Linked DNA regions of Homo sapiens: all the other regions are linked to region 3. A link is a loop called in an ENCODE intact Hi-C map of the cell type or tissue named here. Cell type or tissue: IMR-90. All regions are shown on one strand. Region 1 overlaps ACACB (acetyl-CoA carboxylase beta). Region 2 overlaps MYO1H (myosin IH). Region 3 holds the start of LOC105369974 (a long non-coding RNA gene).

Evidence for each region. A loop is a pair of places that touch in the nucleus more often than their neighbours do. Peaks named below come from ENCODE experiments on the same cell type or tissue, not always from the same donor. Only the 100,000 strongest peaks of a DNase experiment are listed, where the experiment ranks them.
Region 1: it touches region 3 in a loop (13-fold over the local background); 4 of 110 quality-filtered maps call a loop at or near these places.
Region 2: it touches region 3 in a loop (5-fold over the local background); 12 of 110 quality-filtered maps call a loop at or near these places.

What each region holds. Positions count from the first base shown.
Region 1 is chr12:109,250,621-109,258,620 of GRCh38, reverse strand. It overlaps ACACB (acetyl-CoA carboxylase beta), which reads right to left. Exons shown (of 53, transcript NM_001093.4): 42 at 6,465-6,575; 43 at 5,463-5,606; 44 at 4,287-4,407; 45 at 2,385-2,481; 46 at 257-353. Among named protein-coding and RNA genes, the nearest start is that of FOXN4, 55 kb to the left of the region's middle. In IMR-90, a CTCF peak has its summit at 3,040 (motif pointing right); no DNase peak of the experiment used is centred here.
Region 2 is chr12:109,381,398-109,389,397 of GRCh38, reverse strand. MYO1H (myosin IH) reads right to left here. Exons shown (of 32, transcript NM_001101421.4): 2 at 554-715. Among named protein-coding and RNA genes, the nearest start is that of LINC01486, 26 kb to the right of the region's middle. In IMR-90, CTCF peaks have their summits at 1,846 (motif pointing left) and 3,714 (motif pointing right); no DNase peak of the experiment used is centred here; H3K27me3 peaks cover 647 bases.
Region 3 is chr12:109,129,724-109,137,723 of GRCh38, reverse strand. All of the region lies in intron 1 of ACACB (acetyl-CoA carboxylase beta), which reads right to left. It overlaps LOC105369974 (a long non-coding RNA gene), which reads left to right and starts at 5,882. Exons shown (of 3, transcript XR_945332.3): 1 at 5,882-6,082. In IMR-90, a CTCF peak has its summit at 3,383 (motif pointing left); no DNase peak of the experiment used is centred here; H3K27me3 peaks cover 604 bases.

The DNA.
Region 1 (8,000 bases), 120 kb before region 3:
CAGGGCAGGAGGTGGGAGGGGTTTCTAGGGACCTTTATCATCTGCTGAGGAAGAAGCAAGATGGTGCAGCCATTTATGCAACCCATAGAGAAAGTGTCAGAGAAACAGGCACTGAGCCCCCCAGGGCCAGGGACTGCACTGGGTCCCCTGCTTCTCCACCTAAGTTGGCAGGGCAGGGATGGGACCCCCACGCCCAGGACCCACTCTCGACAGTACCGCTGGCTAAACCAGCAGCCACAGCTCCCGGCCCCCTCACCTTGGCCTCAGAATCCAGGTTGGCAGGGTCTGCAGGGACTGCCACCTCCACAGTCCGTGTCTCCACAGCAATCACTCCCACGGGAATCCCCCCAAGCCTGGAAAATGAGCACCAGTGAGCCAGGCCCTGGGCAGCACCCCAGGTGCATTTGGGGACCTCTGGGTGTGGGGGTGAGGGCACGTGGAGGAGAATGCTCTTTTTAATCTGGCGGATTATTTTATTGGAAGGCAAAGAAAAAGCCCCCAAATGGTAAGAGCCTCGAAAGGTAGCAGACCTATTGGTGCCCTTTTTGAGGCAAGAACCATCAGAGGAGGGCTGGGATGGTATAGGGCCTGGAGCAGCATGAACCACTAGAACTTTCTGTGACGAGGGCCACGTTCTCCATCTGCACTGTCCAATACAGGAGCTGTGGGCTGCACGTGGAACGTGGCAAGTGTGAGGAATGGAACAGGTCATCCTCTGTCACTTTGACTTAGTTCAATTTAAACTGAAGGAGCCGGGCATGGTGGCTTATGCCTGTAATCCCAGCACTTTGAGAGTCTGAAGCAGGAGGATTGCTTGAGTCCAGGAGTTTGAGACCAGCCTGGACAGCATAGTGAGACCCTGTATCTGCAAAAAATAAAAAAACTGGCTAGGTGTGGTGGCGCACACCTCTAGTCCCAGCTACTTGGGAGGCTGAGGTGGGAGGATTGCTTGAGCCCAGGAGGTCAAGGCTGCAGTGAACAGCGATCATGCCTCTGCACTCCAGCCTGGGTGACAGAGCAAGACCTTGTCTCAAAATAATAATAATAATAATGAAACTAAAGCATCACATGTAGCCAGCAGCTACTACACTGGTCTAGACATCAAGTTGCACTTGGAAAGGGCTGAGGGATATTGAACTGGACAGAGACTCAGCTCAGGGGATGCCATGACATCAGTTACTTGCTACTGAACTGTGCATCACTACATGGTTCTCGTTTACCCTATGATGCAGGGGTGGGGGAGAGCAGTCTTCAAATCAAAGTGTTTTCACATGGAAGAAGGAGTGGATTTTTTTTTTTTTATTTTTTGCTTTTAAAAATATAATTTATTTTATTTTATTTATTTTGAAGATGGAGTCTCGCTCTGTCACCCAGGCTGGAGTGCAATGGCGCAATCTCGGCTCACTGCAACATCCACCTTCTGGGTTCAAGCAATTCTGCTGCTTCAGCCCCCCGAGTAGCTGGGATTACAGGTGCCTGCCACCACGCCCAGCTAATTTTTGTATTTTCAGTAGAGACGGGGTTTCGCCATGTTGGCCAGGCTGGTCTCGAACTCCTGACTGCAGGTGATCCACCCGCCTTGGCCTCCCAACGTGCTGGGATTACAGGTGTGAGCTGCCACGCCCGGCCCTGGCTGCACTTTAGTATTTATTGCCGAAGATGTAAATGATAGCAGCCATTCCCACTTATGGAGTATGTCGATTTTAAATATTTCACACATGTTATTGCATCTAATCATCACAATAATCCTTTGGGGTAGAATTATTATCCCTATTTTACAGATGTGAAGGACCAGAGAGGGTGAGTGATGGAGATGGGGCTTGGCCTCAGGTCTAATGCAGAGCCTGGACTTATAGCTGCGACATCGTACCAGGAATGAGTGGTAAATGATGAGGAGGGAGCTCGGGGCTCATTATAAGGAGGAACTTTCAGGCAGGTGGAGCTGTCCAAAGAGATGAAAGCTACAAGGCTGAAGGGTGAGCTGCCCAGCTTGGAAAGCATGCAAGCATTGCAGCCTCCCACCAACAGTGGCATACAACAGGGCTCCTGTCCATGGCTCTCCTAAGATGGAATTCAGAGTGCCAGTGTCTGTGAAGTTTTCTGGGGAGAGCACCCAAGGCCACCTTCTGATGCCCAAAGGGGTTGTTAGCCCTTGTGGCCTGGGGACTGACTACAGGGTCCCAGGCCTCAGGAGGAGGCTGGCTGAGATACCTTCTAAGGGCACACACAGACACTGCAGAAATCATTCCCCAAATTGGTTTTTTCTTTTAGAAAATCCTGAGGCCAAGAAGAAAATTGCCCCTGGAGGTCCCTGGCCTCACACCTCGGGGCCCCAATGCCTGGTGAGTCAGACATGGGCAGCCTGCTCCCGTCTTCATGATTACCTTGCTCGTCCTGTCACCACGGTCTGCGCCCAGGGTGCCATGATTTCCTTGAAACTGCCGTGGTCAAAGAATCCGCTCTGCCACGTTCCCTTCAGAGCTGTGGACAGAAGGGCAGAAGCCCAGGCTGGAGGGCCAGGTGGCTGGGGGCCCCCAGGACACTCCTGGCTGTGCAAAAGCTCCCTAAGGACAGCCTGGCTTTAACCTCATAGCCCAGATACCCCTTTCTACCTAAAACCACACAGCCCAACCCCTTCCCTCCTTCCCAAAATGCCTCAAAAGACAAACAGGGCTGCAATAAATATACCAAGTCAAGAATTCAGTCTGTATGGAATATGTGACTACCATCAACAGCCAGCCAACTCCAAACACATAGATTCTAATCATGGTCTCTGCCTTCTCTTCCTAAGATGCAGAGAGTGGACAGACACCTCCAGAAGGTGGGATTTTAGGAAGGGACCACCTTTCCCGAAAAACTCATCCCTCACCTGCTAGCTGCTGGCTGCAGCTTCATAACCACTTAATTGGGAAAAAAGTTTCAATTTCCCAGAGAGACAGAGAGAGAATATGATGATGTCAATGACAGCCATTGGTGGGGAAGAAATGATGACTTAAATCCATGCAACAGCGTAAATGGCTGTGGCTCTGACCAGGAGGGGGCAGCCAGAGTAAGAGGCATCTCAGGCATGGGAGGCCCGGCACCCAGGCATGCAACAGCACAGCTTCAGCATCTGCCGAGGACTGGCCTGACAGTGAGAAGCCGAACATTTTTTAATTGAGATAAGCAGCCCCCTCAGTGTTTACAGGCCAGAAAGCCCAAGAGAAATGAAAAGCAAGAGAAGGAAGCCACAGGACTCCTTGCACTGGCTGGAGTCTAGCACACTCCCGAGGGTCACCTCTCCTGCATTGCACAGCCAAGGAGCAGCCAAGTCTAAAGGTAGCAGCATGTGAAATTCTAGATTTGGGATATAGTGACGGGAGCAGCTCAACTTTCCTGTTGTGTTCTGGTTGCTCAGACTGAAATAATATACCTCCAAGAGAGAAACTCATCCCTTTCAGAGAGAGAATGTGTGTGTGCAAAAATGTGTGTGCATGTGCATGTGTGTTCACGTGTCCACGTGCGTGTGTGTGTGTGTGTGTGTGTAGGTATAGAAGAGGTAAAATTGGCCAGGCATGGTGGCTCATGTCTGTAATTCCAGCACTTTGGGAGGCTGAGGCAGGCAGATCACTTGAGGTCATGTGTTCAAGACCAGCCTGGCCAACATGGTGAAACTCCGCCTCTACTAAAAATACAAAAATTAGCTGGGTGTGGTGGCAGGCACCTGTAATCCCAGCTACTCGGTAGACTGAGTCAGGAGAATCACTTGAACCCAGGAGGTAGAGATTGCAGTAAGCCAAGATCGCGCCACTGCACTCCAGCCTGGGCGACAGAGCAACACTGTCTCAAAAAAAAAAAAAGAAGAGGAGACCAGATTGCCTATCCTGTGTAAACTCACAGAGTTCCTTTGTAAGAGAGAAAGAAAGAGAAAGATGCAGTCTTCTCTTTGAAACTCTGATGTTTCAGCACTGAATTTTCTACTGATGAGACAGTGGGGCAGTTAGAGACCACGGAGCATGGAGCATCAGGGGAGGGAGACCAGGACCACCATTGCACCCCACCTCCATCTATTAGCTCCAGAAACTGGAGGCTGTTTCCACCCCTTCTTGGTCAATGGCTCAGGAAAAGCCTAGAGTAAAATCTCCATTTCTCTACTTTCCCTGCATTTGATTTCAGGTATACCTCTCTGGGATATGAGAACGAATATCAAGCCTTTGTCTCAAGCGCTTGAGACAAAGTGCTCCTTTGTCTCAAGCCCTAGAAAGAAACCCGAGACCAGGTCCTAGGCAAAATACTTTAGAACTTACTTGGGTGAGGCCTTCCTGCAAGCATCCACCGGGGGTCGTAGGGAGCTCTGGATGGGAGGAATTCAATTTCTCTGTCAATGGGGTCAGTGGGTGTGATGATAGGGACAGGGCTGTGATTATCCTAAAAAAGAAAGCCAAGTCTCTGACTTAGTCTGTGGTGCTTGTCAATAATACCTCTGATCAGCACTTTGCTCCTCTGACTATGATTATGCCTGGTTATGCAGCAATATCCCCTCCCTAGGGCTCCTGAAGCCACTGCTCTGATTGGAAAATGCCAGATAAGGACTGGCCATCCCATGGATTCTTCTGAAATCTAGTTTATGAACTCCTGAGTGTGCTTCCCGGTTCAGATGGTGTCACTGATGCTGGGAAGTTACAGAAACGCAGGAAAGGGTTGCTACTGCTATATATGGTCAGATAGGAGGAAAAACATCTTAAAAGAAAGAAAAAGAGATTGGTTGCAGAGAATGGTAACAGATGGCATGCAGATGGGGAAAAGGGGCACTTGGGAATACAAACTGACATTTGTGACTTGGGGTTCTTGGCAGAAGATCTGGAATGACCTGAACTCTGTAAACCCAACCTCTCAGAAATGGTTATAATGAAGAATGACAACCTCACTCATTTGTAAGGAATGTTACAGTTAACCAAGAACTGTGCCCACGATTGTCCCCTTCTTACTTTGGTGAGGACCTACCAAACGTTGTGCTTTAAATATCACTTCACTTAATCATCATGATAACACCATGAGTTAGGTGCTATTATTATTCTCATTTCACAGATGAGGAAACAGGCTCAGAAAAACTTAGGGACTCTCCCAGTGTCTTACAGCTACCGAGGAGGAAGGCAGGAATCAAATCCAGCCTGACTGTAAAGCTTAAAGACTCAGTATTGTCCAATGCTGCCTCTTGTCAAGAGGCAATACTACCTCTTTCTAAAGGATTAACAGATAGCATCCTTACAATGGCATTAGTGCCACCAAAAGAGCAAAGGACACCTAGTACAGGGCTGGGCATCAGAGAAGGAAGAAGGAGTAAGAAAAATCAACCCCAGCCACATGTGCAGTGCTTCCTGCTCCTCAGCCTCCCACACCACCCAGGAGGTGACAGGGACAGAATTAGCCAATGAGCTTAATAAGAGTCTTCCAGGTTCTAAGCTGCAGGGGGAGTACTGCACCTTTGGCATATAGGACAGCCACTCCAGGATGGTATAAACCCCCTCAAAGTCATCTGGCACGGTGATGTGGGAGACACCATTGTAATGCATGATCTGAACGCCACCCAGCTGGTTGTTGGATGTGTAGACCTCTCTTCCCAGGACCTGCTTTGACACAACATGGTTAGCAATGTCCTGCACGGTGCAGGGCTCTACCACCTGTTTGGAAATCATCTCAGTGCTTCTCAATCCTGGCTACACATTAGAATCACCCAGGAGATTTCACAAATCCTGATGCTCAGGCTACATCCAGACCAATTATATCAGAATCTTCGAGGAATTAGTTTTTGTGTTTTGTTTGTTTTTTAGTTTCTAGATAATTCCAATATGCAGGCCAATTTGAGAACTGGTGATGCAGCTGACTTCTACCTTGACCATCTCAAAAGCAAAACCCTAGCTAGTGTTTCTGATTCAGCAGGTCTGCAGCAGGGCTTGAGGATGTGCATTTCTGACAAGTTCCCATCTGATGCTGATGCTGTTGGTTCAAGAACCAGGCTTTGAGACTTTGGCTGAGATTTGAGCAGACATTAAGTATAGAGACTTTTCAACAAGGAAAATGTTTTAATACAGTGAAAAAAGTAGAATACAAAACTGCATATTCACTATAAATTAACCACATAAAGACAGAAGATGAGAGGGAACTATACCAGAATGATAGAAGCTGCAAAATTACTTTTTTGGGGGGTTCCTTTTCTAATTTTCTGCAATGTGTAATGGCACTTCAATAATTTGTTTTAAAATGTCAGTAATACAGGGAGTTAGATCGACCAGAATTGCCTAAAACTAATTTTTTTTTTCTCATAAGGACCCAGATAGCTGCAAATTGGAAAAAAAGAGCTCTTGTATCAGTAGGAATGAAACTGGCTTCATATTGAGAAAAATCCCCCACCAGAGACCAATGGGAATGTTAAAATGACTCCTGGCCCCCAAGGATCCACTCTGCACAGGCCCCTTTTTGGTCACCTTGTTGAGAGCACTTGCTCCTGTGAGGATGATGTGGGAATTCTCCACCTGGATCACTCGCTGGCCCAGCCTCACCAAGTAGGCCCCAATCCCAATGGCTCGGCAGGTCACCTGTGGAGAGAGGACCCCCTCTGAATTCTGGAGAGTGGCGAGGGACCCACCCCCCACAGCAGGGAAGAGTCCAGGAACCTGCTGGGACCAAATGGAAGTTATGTTTTGACCAATGGCAACCCGATTTGGAGCCAAACCACAGTAGAGGCAAAAGCCTATTCTTCAGGCCACTTTATTGAGCTTGGATTCCTATCTGGAAATAACATGGTTAACAAAGATTGCTGTAAAGACAAGCAGCAGACAGTGAATGTTTCAGATTTTAAGAGGCTTGTGTGCAGCTCTTCTGAGCCTGGGCATTCATGGGCCATTGCAGCCTCTTAACAACCAAAAGGACACCTAGGAGTGCATGTAAAAACTGGTGAAATTCAAAATAAGGTCTGTACTGAGTTAACAATATTGTGCCAATGTCAGTTTCCTGGTTTCGATAATGTACTACGGTTATGTAAGTACCATAGGGGAAGCTGGGTGAAGGGTACTTGGAAATTCTCTGTAGTATCTTATAACTTACGGTGGGTCCTAGATGACTTCAAAATAAAAAGACTATACATATAATCTAGAAAACAAGCCCAAGGAAGATGCTTATGACCAACATTTTCCACTTGGAAACTGAAGATTCAACATTGCATGTACAAATAAGGCCTTCCAAGGCAGTTTATCATTAAAGAGTACTATTATTCCTGCTGCTGCTGCTGTTAGAGTAGGTAGTTAAGCAGACATGAGCAGGGCAGGAGAGGAAGGCAACCATCAGGTGATAGTTAGGCAGTTGCTAAAGTGTCTCTCTAAAATTAATATTGGTCACAGCTGGCTCCAGGGAAAGGCAATCTCCTGATAGATAGAAAACACCTGAAGCTAGTGATAAGCAGCTTCCCCATAAGATCTCAGGAGCTGGGTGGGTGGGCTCAAGCATGCATGCTAAGAGGTAAGATGGCAGAGTTTATCTGGTACCGTGCCCTTCTTCTAGGAACACTCGACTGGTAAAGGAGGAAAGCCTCAAGTGAGCATGCACACAACTTCAGTAAACACACTGTTCATGCGGCCCCTCCTAAGTGCTGGCAGACCACGTGCATGCAGACAGCCCACCCCAAGGGAAGAATCAGGGGAGAAGAAACACAAACCCTGGAATCATGCCAATGCATAAAACCTCAAAAGGGTTGGATGAGGCACTTGGATCTCTCAGGTTGCCTTGTTTGGCCCTCTTCCAAGTGTACTTCATTTCATTCTTGCTTTAAAACTTTTTAATAAACTTTCACTCCTGCTGAGAGACTTGCCTCGGTCTCTCACTCTGCCTTAGACCCATACAGATTCACCACCACAAACACTACTACCACTACTACTACTACCACCACCACTACTACCACCACTGCTAGTACTAGAATTACTACTAGTACTACTACTACTACTACAGTAGTACTACTACTAGAAACA
Region 2 (8,000 bases), 250 kb before region 3:
CTGGTAAGAGCCTGGCCAATCAGAATAGTCTTCATTTCTAGCCATGGGATTGGTTCAGAGACAGGCACATGACCGAAAGTGGGCCAATCAGAGCTGATCAATGTCAACTTGGGCCATTTACTAGAGCTTATCCCCAGAGTATTGGCTCGCTTCTCTGCAGCAACCCTGAGCTGATAAAATGACAGCCTGGATCTGAGGGCAGCCATCTTGCTGCCATGCACTTGAGAAAGAAATGGATGCCTAAGAAAGCAGAGCAGAGATTGAGAAGGAGTTGCCAGACATTGTCTGAAACCCTAGATCTAGTCCCGGGACCTACAGTAACAGACATGGACAGATTCCTTTTAGTGACTTAGGCTGGTGTAAGTTGGGTCTCTGTCACGGGCAGCCATAAACGTCTTAGCACAAAGGATCGAAGTGCATCTAAGAGTGGCGCCTCAGTATCTCCCTTTAATGTCTAACCTAATAGAGTGCTATTATTCACACTCATCAAAGTCGTGAAGGCAAGAAGGGAACAACCACCCTAGAAAAACAGCTGAGAAGTGGGTCACGTTACGTATATGAGGTTCTCGCTGAAACGCTTGCGGAGGTTGTCGACAAAGGCAGATTCGCTGGTGTACGCGTCCAATAGCACAAAATCCTGAACCCCGACCTTGTCCCGGGCAGTCAGCGCCCCTTCCATGTGCAGACGGATGTGTTTCCTCCTCACGTCTTCTTTCTACGGGAAATAGAACATTCTTCAGCAGCTCATCTATTTGGTAATATCTATTACACGTCTAATGCATGGAAATAACAAGATGCTAAACCCTGGGATAGTAGAGAGCCAGCATTAAATTATGCCGTCTTCACTTAGAGTTTACAATATGGTTGGGGATACAAGATCATAATCATAAAAAATAGGAATAGCAGCAGCTGATAGGAACCAAGTATTTACTGCTAGGTACTATTCTAAACACTTGACTTATACTGTTTCATTTGATCTTCATTCTGACCCTATGAAATACTATTATGATGCCCATTCTACAGATGAGAAAACTGAGGCATAGGAATGTCATAAGCCACGCCCAAAATCTGCCAAAAGACGCAGCCAGAAAATGAACCTAGACAACATACCCAGACTTGCTTTCCTGACAACCATGGACTCAATAAATGTTTTTTTTAAATTAATGTTTCCTTTATGTTGATTAGTCAAGCTTGAATTTTTTCTTTTTTTAAAATTAATTTTTCTTTATTTCAATAAGTGTTAATTGTGTAAACTCACTTTGTAATTCTCACATGGGTGGTGAGGAGTTTGGGCCAGAAAGGGAAATTCTTGCTACAGAGGAATATTTAAGGAAGGACAAACTTGGAGTGTTCCTCTCCAAGGATGGGCTTCAGATGTCACTGGAGAAGGTGTGGCTACAGCCCATTGGATGGCAAAGAATCTCACCAGGATACCAGGGCCAGAGCTGGTTCGGTCACTGGGCAGGCACCAGGCATGACCTTCCTGAGCACCCGCGCTGCTGGATGGGAGACCATGGAGGGGGCCAAGGAAATCAACCTTCCAGGGCTCAGGCAAGCTGCGGCCAGAGGGCAGGTGTGCGTTGGGAGAGGGAACAGGAGTAGGTATGAAGCCTGGAGTGTGTAATGTCTGCATCAGGAGGGCTGTGACAAAGTGGTCACCAGGCCCTTGGCCAGAGCTGTGAGGTCACTGAGAGACTATGTGCTCTGGGCACACGGTTAGTGTGTGTCCCCCCCACATACCACGTGCAGCAGAATGTACAGTCTGAAAACAAGAAAAAGCAAAACATAGCAAAGGACATCAGGAAGAGAAGCGGCCTGCCTTTGCAATGTCCCTCCAGTGCCCTCTAGTGACAAAAATGACATTGTGTTCACTTTAAGGAGAAATGCCTAAAGCGTGCAGTTGGTTATTGCTCAGCAGGTAATGAAGGGTGAATTTGGATCTGAGAGGCAATAAATTGACAACTGGTACATATGGATATGCAAAGGTCCTAGCATAGCCAAATTAACCTTGCAAAAGAAAAACAAAGCTAGAATAAGACTGTGTTTAATAAGACTGCGTCTCAATTGATTTTCAGTAGAGGTCCCAAAACAATTCAGCACAGAAATGGAAAACATTTCCATCCAATGGTGCAGGAACAACTAGATATTTATAAAGAAAAAAAATTGCAGTTGTGTGTGGTGGCTCACAGCTGTGATCCCAGCACACTGGGATGCTGAGGCAGGAGGATTGTCTAAAGCCAGGAGTTGGAGACCAGCCTGGGCAACACAGGGAGATTCCCATCTCTACTTAAAAATATATAAATAGAAAAAGAAAGTAAAAATGCATTTCAGTCCCTATATTACATTACACTACACTACACACACACACACACACACACACACACACACACACACACACACACGAACTTGAGATGCATCTTAGACCTAAATGCAAATTTAAAATCTATATAAAGCTACTGGAAGTAAACAAGGGGACCATCTTTGTAACCAGGGGAAGGCAAAGTTTTCTTAGATGAGAGCCAGGAAGAAATAATAATAAAAGACACAAAATAAGAAATCAGACTTCACCAAATATAAAGCTTCTCATTAGAAGACACTGTTAAGAAAATAGGCAAGTCACAGAACAGCAGAAAATATTCCTAAATTATACAGACGCAAAGAATTTGTATCCAGAATAAAAGACACCTACAGTCCAATAATAAAAAGACAAACCCAATGAAAATTTGGCAAAAGACTTGAATAGACACTTCACAAAGGAAGATAGACAAATTGGCAATACACACATAGAAAAATGGTCAACATTGTTAGTCATCAGGGAAACACAAATTAAAACCACAATGAGATACCACCACAATAGTTAAAATTAAAAACACTGACAACACCAAATACTGGTGAGGATGCGGAGCAGACAGAATTCTCTCGCACTTCTGGTAGGAATGCAAAGAGAATCACTTTGGGAAAAAGATCTGGCAGTTTCTAATGAAGTTAACCATGCCTCTATTCTTTGATCCAGCGATTCCACTCCTAAGTATTTACACAAGAGAAATGTAAACATATGTCTACAAAAAGACTTGAACATGAAGTTCAACTCATGCTCAACTTTATTCAGAACGGCCCCTAACTGGAAACAATCCAAATCCCCATCAACTGGAGAATGGCTGTGGCCCATCTGTACAATAGAAGGAGGACAGCAATAAAAGAGAAATAACGGGTACACGCAAGAGCATGGATGACTCTCACAGACATTATGCTGAGTGAAAGAGCCCAGACACAAAAGAGTCGTACTGTAGGATTCCATTGATATGGCACACTGGGACAAGCAAAACTAATCCACAGTGAAAAATCAGAACAATTGTTGCCTAGTTGAGGAGTTGTCAGGCAAATGACATTTTTGGAGTGATGAAAACATTCCATATCATGATAGGGCTGTGGGTTACATGAGTATATCTATCGGTCAAGATAAACTGTTAAAATTGTGTGCATTTCACTATATGTAAATTTTATTTTTGAAAAACAACCGTAAAAAATAAGTGGGGAAGAGGTAGGGATTGGCTGGAGGTATGAATATAAACGGAATGGCAGAATGTTAATTGTTAAAGCTAGGTGGTGGGTAGAGGGGGATTTATGATACTATTCTGTTTACTTTGCATAAATTTGAAGTTTTCCATAAAAAAAGTTTTAAAAAACAGAATGGCCACCAGATGTCTCCCTACACTAGCCAAATGGAGCTAGAAGAGCCTTAATCACTAGCAACCTAACATTCAAAACAATGCATTTAGATCAAACAATATTTTAGTGATTTCAGGCTGGGCGTGGTAGGCTCGTGTTTGTAATCCTGGCACTTTGGGAGGCCAAGGCAGGCGGATCACTTGAGCCCAGGAGTTTGAAACCAGCCTGAGTAACATGTTGAAACTCTGTCTCTACTAAAAATATGAAAACTAGCTGGGTGTGGCAGTGCGTGCCTGTAGTCCCAGCTGCTCATGCTGAAGTGGGAGGATCGCATGAACCTCAGAAGGCTGAGGCTGCAATGAGCCATGATTGCACTGCTACACTCCAGCCTAGGCAACAGAGTGAGACATTGTCTTAAAAAAAAAAAAAGAAAAGAAAGAAAGAAAAAAAGAAACATTTTAGTAATCCCAAATATTTCCATGCTGTACCACATATAGCATAGCATAATGATTAAGACGTTGGAACACGAGCATTTCCAAGTTCAAATCCTATCTCTGTTGCTTCCTGGCAGTATAATCTTGGGAGAGTCCCAAGTCTCTTGTTTCATCTCTATAAAACGGAATTATAATTGTACTTACCTCATAGGGTTGTCAGTTTCACCAGAACCATGTAAAGCACATGGAACCCTGCCAGGCACAATTTAAATTTAGTGAGTGCTTGCTTTTGTCATCATTAGTATCAATAATCACGATTATTAGAAATAGAAACATAGTAAAGCAAGTCTGCTGATTAGGAGTCAATGAGCCTCTATTAAATTGGAGGTGGGTTGGTGTCTGAAATAATGTCTGGAGCTGCACCCAGAAATATTACTGCAGTCAGGTTGCTGCAGGTGGAGGATGCAGAGATTAACCAAATTTCTCTCTTAGCCTGGTCCTAAGGATGGGAGGGTGGGGTACTCCTGCAGTCAGCCTAGGAACTGATGTGACTTGAAGCCCAAAGAAATTTGACAAAACCTTGTAGATTAAGGAACATGACAATGATTTTTAACTTGCCAGGGTCAAAGCAGACTCCATTCACTTCAGACTAGAGTTTTGTTTATTGCAATATTTCAGTTCTGACACCTCGATTCCTTTGTTGATTTCCAGTTATCTTTTAAAGGGCGTGAGAAAACGAGAGTGTCCCAATAAGAGTGACATGGACCATCAAAGGGATGAATATTGGGACATAAAGGAGAAGGGTAATCAAGAAGTTGGAGTGATTCAGCCTTGACCAAAAAGATGACTAAGAGACTTATAAAGAGAGCATTAAATCCAGATTAAATAAGAGGGAGGAAATTAAAGAGATCTTCAATTACACCTAAGAAAATTAAATTAAATCAAATTAAGTTACATCTAAGAAAGAACTCCATCTTTGGGGTGATAAAACTGTGGAGGATCCTAACTGTGCATAACCATGGTGCAGGGATCACAGATTCTGCCTGTTACAGGGTTCCAGCAGGTACCATGACTGAGTCAAGCTGCCAGGTGATGGGGACTGGGTTAGACTCAGGAATGAATGGCCATCTCTGGTGTGTAGCTACTGTCTGGCTCCAGCTGGTTGACATCAGGCACAAATATAGGGCCTGTGTTGCCAGAACTTCCGATTATTTAAGTCAGAAGTTTGGAATTACATACCCAGTCCTGTCGTACAATTTACCCTTGCAGGACATTATTTTGCAGCCTCTGCAGCAAGCCACTCTTTGTCTTGGATGGTTTAGACCTGTTGCTCATCTAAAAGCAGGGGATTCAAGGAAACACTCAAACCAGAACCATCATTTTGGAAGTATCATGTACTCAGTGATGATCTGATCATCTTCTACATAATCTAATGCTTGACCCAGTATGTGGAGTCGGGGTGGGGAGATGACAGGGAGGCCACAGTATGTGGAAAGGTGGTGAGATGCCATGGTAGAGGCAGAAATGCCTGCCAGCTATTCCGTGGACTTCCCCACATTTACAAACTCCCTTGCAGTTAGGTGGAGTTGCTTGACTACTTCCGGCCAACTGGCTGTAAATAGAAGTGACATTTGTGTAAGACCCTTCCAGTGTTATTAGAACTTCTTTGATACTGCAATGACTGAGAATTTCTTTTGCTGAATGGACAAGCCACAAGATCAAAACAGCCTGGATTCCTGAGCCATCACATGGAGGAGAGATGTCTTGAAGAGTCATCAACACCCACAGTAGACTTTGTGTACGTAAGAAATAAACTCCTGTTATGGGAAACTTCTGAGTTTTGGGGCTGTTTGTTATTGTAGCTGAAGACTGCTTATCCTGACTAATACACATGCGGAACAGAACTTTTCCACTGGGAGGACAGCAGTTTGAATGTGAGCCACAGTTCTCCCATGTTAAACTTGGCCAGCTGTTTTGGCTACTACCCTAAAGTTCTGGAGGAAGAGTAAGGGCTATTTTTTAAGGGGAGAAGAGGGTAGATGATAAGCCTTGAAGCTGTCATTTTTGAATTTTATTTGAAATGTCAAAATCCTTTGTTCAAGGGAAATGTTATAAGAAACCTTAATATGTAAAATTGAGGAAAGCAGACCTTTCTGATTGAAGTAGGGGGTGAGAGTTTCACTGGGTTGCCCCACAGAAACATGGGAGAGGTTCTGGGGAAAGCTTAGGGCAGAAGAGAGTTTGCAAACCACTGCATAGCCCCCGAGCCTTTATTGCCCAAGCACCATCATTTGAGCACTTCCTTCACATGTATTGTCATTGTCTGTGTACTGCCAGTATTATTTTTTACTTCATCTTTTCTTTATATTTATTTTTTATATATTTATATATTTATTTATATATATCATTATTTTAATTCATATTTTTAAAATATATTTTTCCTGTAAATATATATATATAAAGATATTTTGAAAAGTTCTCATACACAAAACTAACAAAAGTACAACAAACTCAATATACACAGCTTCAACAATGAACGTATGCCTTCCCCTATTCCAGCTGTGTTTCACTACTCCCCCAGCACTGGATTATTTCGAGGTAAATCACAAAACATTATATCGCTTTATGTATAAATATTTTAGTAGGTATCTCTAAAACATAGGAGCTCTAAAACTATACATGCACTTATATACCTATATGTAATCACAACACCATTATCATAAAGAATACCATAATAATTCCTTAATACTAATTATAATACCTAATGTTCAAATTTCTCTAATTATATCTATATTTTACAATTGGTTTGCTCAAATCAGGATCCAAACAAGGTCCACACATTGCATTTAGCCAATGTGTCTCTCAAGTCTCTTTTGTTCTATAGGTTCCCTCCATTTCTTTCTTGCAATTTATTCATAGAGAAAATTGGACAATCTGTCTTGTAGAATTTCTCACATTCTAGGTTTTGTTAATTGCATTCTTAAGGAGTCATTTAACATGTCTGTCTTTCTCCTGCATTTCCTGAAAACTGGTTGTTTGAATTAGAGGTCCAATCAGATACAAGATTGATTGGTTTTGGCAAAAAAAAAGACTTCATAGGCAGCATATTATACTTCCAGAAGGAGACACATGAGGGCTGGCTGTCTTTTCAGGATGTCAGTGTTTTCTGATACACACTACCCAAATCCACATTTTCTTAGGAGTTTGATATTCCAGTTCTATCAAACCATCTTCATTTATTAGATGAGACTGTTCTATAAAGAGAAATTTCCCTTATTAACTGTTTGGTTGCCCTGTGGTACAGTTTGCAAGGGAAAGGCAGGATAAATGTTTGATTTGCTAGTTTTCAGAATAATGAGTTGGTTCCACTGCTTCCTCCCAAGGTGACAATGAGTTTTTAATATCATTACAAATTAAAGGTTTATATGTATTGGTTATGTTTCATGCCATGATAGTTAACTTTTTTTTTAAGACAGAGTCTTGCTCTGTTGCCCAGGCTGGAGTGCAGTGGTGCGATATTGACTCACTGCAACCTCCGCCTTCTGGGTTAAAGCAATTCTTGTCCCTCAGAGTAGCTGGGATCATAGGCATGAACCAAGTAGCTGGGATTATAGGCTTGCACCACCACACCCAACTAAGATTTTGTATTTTTAGTAGAGACGGGGTTTCACCATGTTGGCCAGGCTGGTCTCGAACTCCTGACCTCAAGTGATCCACCCACCTTGGCCTCCCAAAGTGCTGGGACTACAGGTATGAGCCACTGCGCCCAGCCAACAGTTAACCTTATTGATGCCCAATTTATCCCAAATTTGGCCAGTGGGAATCTATCAAGTAGGCTCTTGAGTAATTTTTAGTTTAATTAATTTATTATTGTTATTTTGGAGATAGGATTTTTAC
Region 3 (8,000 bases):
TACAAAAGTGGACCACAAAGCTCAGCAGGTCAATTTGGTATCTAAAAATCCTTTTTTTTTTTTTGAGTCAGAATCTGACCCTGTCGCCCAGGTGGGAGCATAGTGGCGTAATCTCAGCTCACTGCAACCTCTGCCTCCTGGGTTCAAGAGATTCTTGAGCCTCAGCCTCCCTAGTAGCTGGGATTACAGGTGCCCCCCACCATGCCCGGCTAATTTTTGTATTTTTTGTAAAGATGGGGTTTCACCATGTTGGCTAGGCTGGTGTCTAACTCCTGACCTCAAGTGATCCGCCCACCTCTGCCTCCCAAAGTGCTAGGATTACAGGCGTGAGACACTGTGCCCTGCCATAAAGCTTTTTCTTTTTAAATTTCAACACAATGTTTTTAAAGGAAGTGGAAAAGTTCTCAATATTTCCCAGAACTAAACAATCCAAGTACTTCTTACACACTTTCAGCAGCAGAATTTGCTGATATGTTGCCAAGGCTATTTTCTAGGTAGTACACAGGGTCAGAGGGGTTTTTTCCTTTCAAGATCATCATGTGTTTTTTTTAAAGAAAAGTCAGTCAAGGGTGGCTCAATGTCAATGTAACATGCCACATTAATGGAACAAAGGGAAAAAAACCACATGATCATCCCAATTGATGCAGGAAAAGCATTTGACAAAATCCAACACCCTTTCATGATAACAACATTCAGAAAATTAGGAACAGAAGGGAACTGCAACTTAATAAAGTACATTTATGAAAAATCCACAGCTAACATCATACTAAATGGGGAAAGGCTGATAGCTTTAACCAGGAATAAGACAAGGATGCCCACTTTCACCAGTGCTATTCAACACTGTACTGGAAGTTCTAGACAAACCAATTAGACAATAAAATGAAATAAAAGACATAGAGATTAGGAAGGAAGAAGTAAAGCCACCCCTATTCACAGATTACATGGTCCTATATGTAGAAAGTGCCAGATAATACACACACAGAAAACCTTGGTATTGTAGAGGTAATAAAAATAATTAAGCAAAGTTGCAGGATACAAGATAAATACACAAAAATAGTTGTGTTTCTATACACCAGTGGTAAATAATCTGAAAAAGAAATTAAGAAAACAATTCCATTTATAATAGCATTCAAAAGAATAAAACACCTAGAAATAAATATGTTTAATTTCAATGTTTCCTTTTTCTATTATTGCCTATCACACTTGTTTCCTACCTAGGAATAAATTTAACCAAAGAAGTGAAAGACCTGCACACTGAAAACTACAAAACATTACTAAAAGAAATTAAAGAAGAATTAAATAAATGGAAAGACATACCTTGCTCATGGATTGGAAGACTTATTGTTAAGATGTCCATATTATCCAAAGGAATATACAGATTTATATGGAATTTCAAGAGGCCCCAATCAGCCAAAACAATCTTAAAAAATATGTTTGAAGATTCACATTTCCCAATTTAAAAACTTACTACAAAGCTATGGTAAACAAAACAGCATGGTATTTGGCATAAGATAGACATATAGATCAATGGAATAGAAACCTATACATCTATGGTCAATCTATTTTTGACATGGATATCAAGACCATCCAATGGAGAAAGAATGATCTCTTCAGGCCAGGCATGGTGGCTCATGCCTGTAATCCCAGCACTTTGGGAGGCTGAAGCAGGTGGATCACGAGGTCAGGAGATCAAGACTATCCTGGCTAACATGGTGAAACCCCATCTCTACTAAAAATACAAAAAAATTTAGCCAGGCATGGTGGCAGGCACCTGTAGTCCCAGCTACTTGGGAGACTGAGGAAGGAGAATGGCGTGAACCCGGGAGGCAGAGCTTGCAGTGAGCCGAGATCGCACCACTGCACTCCAGCCTGGGCGACAGAGCAAGACTCCGTCTCAAAAAAAAAAAAAAAAAAAGTATTACCTCTTTAACACCACATGGTGCTGGAACAACTGGATTTCCACATGCACAAGAATAAAAAGTTGGACCCCTACTTCATACCACATACAATCATTAACTCAAAATGGATCAAAGACCTAAATATAAAAGCTAAAACCACAAACCTCTTAGAAGAAAACATAGAAGTAATTCATCATGACCTTGGATTTGTCAATTGATTCTTAGATATGACACCACAAGCATTGGATGCTTCTTGATGAAGTCCAATTTACCATAAGAAAAAATAGGTAAATTGGACTTCATCAAGATTAAAAGCTTTCGTGAATCATAGGATGCTATCAAGAAAGTGAAAAGATAACCTACAGAATGGGAGGACCACTTGCAAACCATATATCTAATAAGAGTCTAGTGCCCAGAATGTATAAAGAACTCCTAAAACTCAACAACAAAAAGACAACCCAATTTTTAAGTGGACAAAAGACTCGGATAGACATTGCTCCAATGAAGATATACAAATGGTCAATAAATAGATGAAAAGATATTCAACATGCTTAGGTGTCAGGAAAATGCAAATCATATAATCACAGTGAGATACCACTTCACATGCACTGGGATGGCTATAACCCAAAAGAGAGAGAGAGAGAATAACAAGTGTTGGTGAAGAGGTACAGAAATTGGAACTCTTAACCATTGCCAGTAGGAATTTAAAATGTTGTAGCCGTTGTGGAAAAAAGTCTGGTGGTTCCTTAAAAAGTTGAACATAGAATTATCATATGATCCAGCAATCTCACTCCTAGGTATATCCCAAAAGAATTGAAAACAACGACTCAAACAAATACATAGCAGTACTATGGGTATCTTTCTGATGCCCAAGCCTTGTTCTTACCCCAGGATTTCTCAACCATGGCACTACTGATATTTAGGGTTGGAAAATTCTTTGTGGTGGGGGCTGTCCTGTGCATTATAGTATGTAGAGCAACACCCTTGACCTCTGCCTGTTTGATGCCAGTAGCATCTACCTCCATCAGCTGGGACAACCAAAACATCTCCAGACATTGACAAATGTCCCATGGGAGGCAAAACTGCCCTTTGGTTGTGAATCTCTGGTCTCAACTCCTCTGCCTAGTCCTTGCCTTCCCGTCTCCTTTTGCCTCTGAATGGTGAGCTAGGAACCTCTGGGGACAAAGTCTATTTCATACTATTACTATTTCTCTTGTGCATAGTAAATTCTCAAGAAAATCTTTAAAATTGTCTGCAAGAAAGGTCCGAGTCCTGAAACAGCTGGCTCACACATGCCCTCAGGAAAAATTTTGAAATTAACAACAGCCAGAGAACATTGCCAAAAATGTTGCAAAAGCTATCCCGGCTTCCCCAGAGGCCCAACAGATTAAATCCTACATCCTCCCCAGGAAAGGAGGGCATACGGGGCCCTCTAAACCTGACCCCTGCTGAATGGCCACTCCCTCTCATGCCCTCTGCTGGCCACAGTGGCCAAATGCTTTAGAAATTCGGCAGTCCACTCCCTTGGGGCTCTTTGCCCAGTCCATCCTGGCCTGGGAGGCCTGGGTACAGACTTCCATCATGATGACACAGAAAACATGGCATGGAAGTGGCTTGTTCGGTTGTCTGTTCTCCCTGACCGACTGGGTGGTGCTTGGGGACATAGACCAAGTGTCATTCATTTTGGATCCTTGTACCCAGCTTGGTGCTTGGCACAGAGTAAGAGCTCAAAAACTGTGTGTAAGCTGGGGGCAATGGCTACGTCTGTAATCCCAACACTTTGGGAGGCCAAGGCGGGAGGCTCACTTGAGCCTGGGACATCAAGACTACAGTGAGCCATGATGGCACCAATGCACTCCAGCCTGGGCAACCAAGTGAGATCCTGTCTCAAAAAAACAAAACAAAACAAATGAAAAAAAAAAAACCTGTGTGCTGAAAAAATGAAAAAAAAAAAAAAAAAAATATATATATATATATATATATATATATGCACACACATTGAGCACCAACCAATGTCTTGAACCAAGCTGGAATTTTGATTTTTAAAGTTTTCATTTCTGAAACTGCATTCAGGAACACCAAGAGAATGAGCCAAGTATCTCCATGACAGTTTTGAAAGAAAGGGCTGAAGAGAACAACTCATACAAATGCGACCAATCTTAGGCAAATTTTAAATGTGTGCATTTGAAATTGTGAGATATAAGAAACAGCAGGTGCATAAAATTGATAGGGTGGGCATCCCTCTACCCCAGTTAAAAAATACTTGAATTATTGCTTAGAAAAGTGCAGCATCAAGGCCAGGCACGGTGGCTCATGCCTGTAACCCCAGCACTTTCAGAGGCCAAGGTGGGCAGATCTCTTGAGCTCAGGAGTTTACAACCTGCCTGGGCAACATGGCGAAACCCCGTCTCCACAAAAAATATAAAAATTAGCCATGGGCAGTGGTGTGTGCCTGTAGTCCCAGGTACTCAGGAGGCTGAGGCAGGAGAATTGCTTGAGCTCAGGAGGGGGAGGTTGCAGTGAGCCAAGATCACGCCACTGCACTCCAGCCTGGGCAACGAGAGAGAGAGAGAGAGAGAGAGAGAAAGAGAAGTGCAGCATAAAGACAAAAGTGTGCTACAATGGTTGTGAATTATGAGGTGTGAGAATACATTGTTTACATTGATTCCTGTTGGAAAGCCAATCAAATTATGCAAGTTTTACATGATATAAGTTCTTCAGGAACTTGCTTAGAAAATCCTGGCTGGCTGGACAAATGGATGGCTGATTAACTACGGATAGAAGGATGAGTAGGTGGTGTGTGGAGAGAGAAGGTGAGTGGATGAGTCAATGGGCAAGATGGTTAGACACACGCACGGCAGGTGATAGAGGGATGGCAGGTAAAGCTGCAAGTTGTACAGCGGAGGCTCTGACGAATGCAGTGGCCAGCTCTTCTCCCCAGTTCAGCCCTTCTCTCACTCTGCAAATCCTTTACAATCTGTTATTCTGTTGGATCTAATCCCCCAAACCTTCCTTGCCAGGGTTACCTACATGAAAAACCTCACAGCCTTTCCCTTTTCTTTGCGGAATAATGACGTGGGACCCAAAGGTCACCCCACACAAGAACTTTTCCCAAGTGAATACACAGAGACAAATCGGAGGACTGTTTGAGAAAGCTACAGAAGAAACTCTCTGAGCCTCAGTTTCCTCATCTATAAAATGGGGATACGAATTCTCACCCCATTCACCTCACTGCTGCTCTCTGCATAACATCTGTACCTATATAGCAACCACACATACAAGCCATCAAATTTGTGGAGTGTCTTCAAGCTCCCAAGACCCTCACCACCACCTCCCTCCAATCCTTAAAACACCTCCATGGGACCGGGCGTGATGGCTCACACCTGTAATCCCAGCACTTTGGGAGGCTGAGGCAGGTGGATCACCTGAAGTCAGAAGTTTGAGACCAGCCTGGCCAACAAGGTGAAACCTCATTCTACTAAAAAATACAAAAATTAGCTGGGCGTGGTGGTGCACGCCTGTAATCCCAGCTACTTGGGAGGCTGAGGCAGGAGAATCACCTAAACCCAGGAGGCAGAGGTTGCAGTGAGCTGAGATCATACCACTGCACTCCAGCCTGGGTGACAGAGTGAGACTCCATCTCAAAAAAAAAAAGGAACAACCCAATGGATGTTATTATTGTCATTGTCACTATTTGACTTCCATTTTACAGCTTGGTAAACTGTGGATCAGTAACTTTCCCTTGCTCATACCTTTTCCACTGTCCCACCACTGCAGTGGAGATAAGTAAATTCCATAAGGCAGCAGGTGGTACAAGGAGTGCGTAGATATGATCCTAAAAACAGACAGACACCTGGCTGTGTACCTTTAAGACACAGCCGCAGATCGACATGCAAACTAACGGTGCCAGACGGTGGCGTGGGGGGGCCGTGGTCAAGAATGAGCACCGATCACGCAGTTTGATTCCATGAGCAGGGAAGGCCAGACGAGCCCTTCCAGTGAACCTCTGTGGACGCTATCATGACAAGCTGCTGCCCTTCGCTGAAATAACCCAGCGGACCCGAAAACCAGATGCCAGACAAAGCTATTTTTATGTCTTGCAAACCTAACCCAAGCAACAGCTGCCTGTTGAAAGAGTGATCGTGGCCTTCACCACAATGAACACGAGAAACTGCTCAGTCCTGGTAAGTGCTGGCCAGTCACCAGGCAAGGGCAGGGCAAGGACGGGAGTCAGGAGTCTGTTTTCCAGTCCCTCCACAACCCACAGCACACTCATCCCCATGCCTGGTGAGGTTTTTAAAGGACAGAGGGGACAGAATGTCAGCATCCAGCAATCCCCATCCATGCTTGGATTTTTCCTCCCACCAAGATTAACTCCCCAGCACTTGTTGCCACTTACCGTCACTGGGGATGCAGCCACCAGCTCCATTCTTGAGTGAGGCTGACAGGCGCCCACAGGGTGACTAAGGGAACCCAGCTGGCAGAGTGTCACCTTTCAGCGGGAGGCTGGTGGCGTGCATCAGGCCATGGGGGTGGGGCTTGGACCGGCCAGCACTCCGACATGGGTGAGCGTTCCCCCAAGTTGGCAGTGCAGCATGCCTTTATCTGTCACCCATAAATTTAAGCCATTTCAAAGGTCCTCACTCAGCCTTCTCCTGACCTCAAGCTTAGGTAGTTAAGAGGCTATCTGTGCTCCCAGGGGCTTCGTGGGCTTGAGGACCACCTCCCTCCAGCTTGCCACATTTCTGTACTTAGCCCTACTTCACTGCTCATGCAATTGCCCTCTTGCCCAACTCTCCATCTCTGGTACAGGCTTTAAACAGTCCTGTAATCACAACAGCCCTGGGTAGACAGGAAAACAGCATCGACAGATGTTCCAAGGGGTTCATCTGTCAGACGCCTGTCCAGAAGGGAGGGTGAGACTCAGCACAACTTGTGTTTGGCTATACTGGGCACGAATGGCCAGCTGGACACACAGGTCAGCCCAGGCAGGAAAGAGAAGCAACAGTATCGGGACAAAGAGGGGGTGGTCAGGGGCCCTTCAGCAAGTGGCGCAATGTCCTTTTGCAAATTCAGAGATAATTAAACTGATGGGGACAGGCCAAGTGTGGCTGCTGGGGCGTAAGAGGCTGACTGGTGGACACCTTCACCTGCACTCGGCCTGTAGATCTGGGGTGTCACAGATCAGAGTGTTTCTCAAAAGCCACCTGCTGCAACCTACAGCTGAATGCGGGGAAGCACAGGGATCATCGAGTCCAGTGTGCTTGTGTTGTAGATGAGCAAATGGTGGCCAGGAGGTCACATGTGCAATTAGCCACAGAGCCAAAGACTGGGACCAACCAAGATCCCCGGCTCCAGGCCAGTTCTTCCGCTATATTGAGGCATGATTGGCGGCCAAAGTCAACTGTCACCGGGCACCTTGTTTGGTCCCCTGGAAACTGACCTGGGTTCACATGTCGGTTCTGCCACTTACAAGCTGGGGAAGCCTTGGGCAAGTTAAATGCCCTCCCTGATCATCAGTCTCCTCATCTGCAAAATGGGGATAAGGATGGTACCTACATCATTGCTGGGCTGTTAAGAGTTCAATGAGTTCATCCCCCCTGGGGCACTGAGTGCAGTGCTGGATGCAGTTGGGCTGTACACATCTGAGCCATCAGCATTCACCATCTCCACTCAGAGCACCATGGGCAGTGTGAGCCACCGCTCCAGGACTCTGCCACCAATGGACAGTGTGATCTTGAACAAATCACCTCCCCTCTCCAAACCTCAGTGTCCCCATCTAGAAAAGGGGGCAAAATACCCAGCCTCGCCTACCTCACCTGCCTTATTGTGAGAATCAACCAAGATTCATGTAGTCACTCAACACCAAATAGAGCCTTCCCCTTCCTGCTGCACCAAACAGAAAGAACCAGGCAGGTGATAGTGATGGCGGCTTCTGCTGTGAGCATCTTCCTCCACTCATGGACAGAAAGGATTCACATTTGGTTCACAGCACCTGTCAGTCCTGGTCAGGTGTCAGAGCCACTCTCTAAGGATCGGCCAGCCCAGGCAGGACAGGCAGATCCCCCCATCAAGGACAGCTTCCCAGGCCTGCAGCCTAGA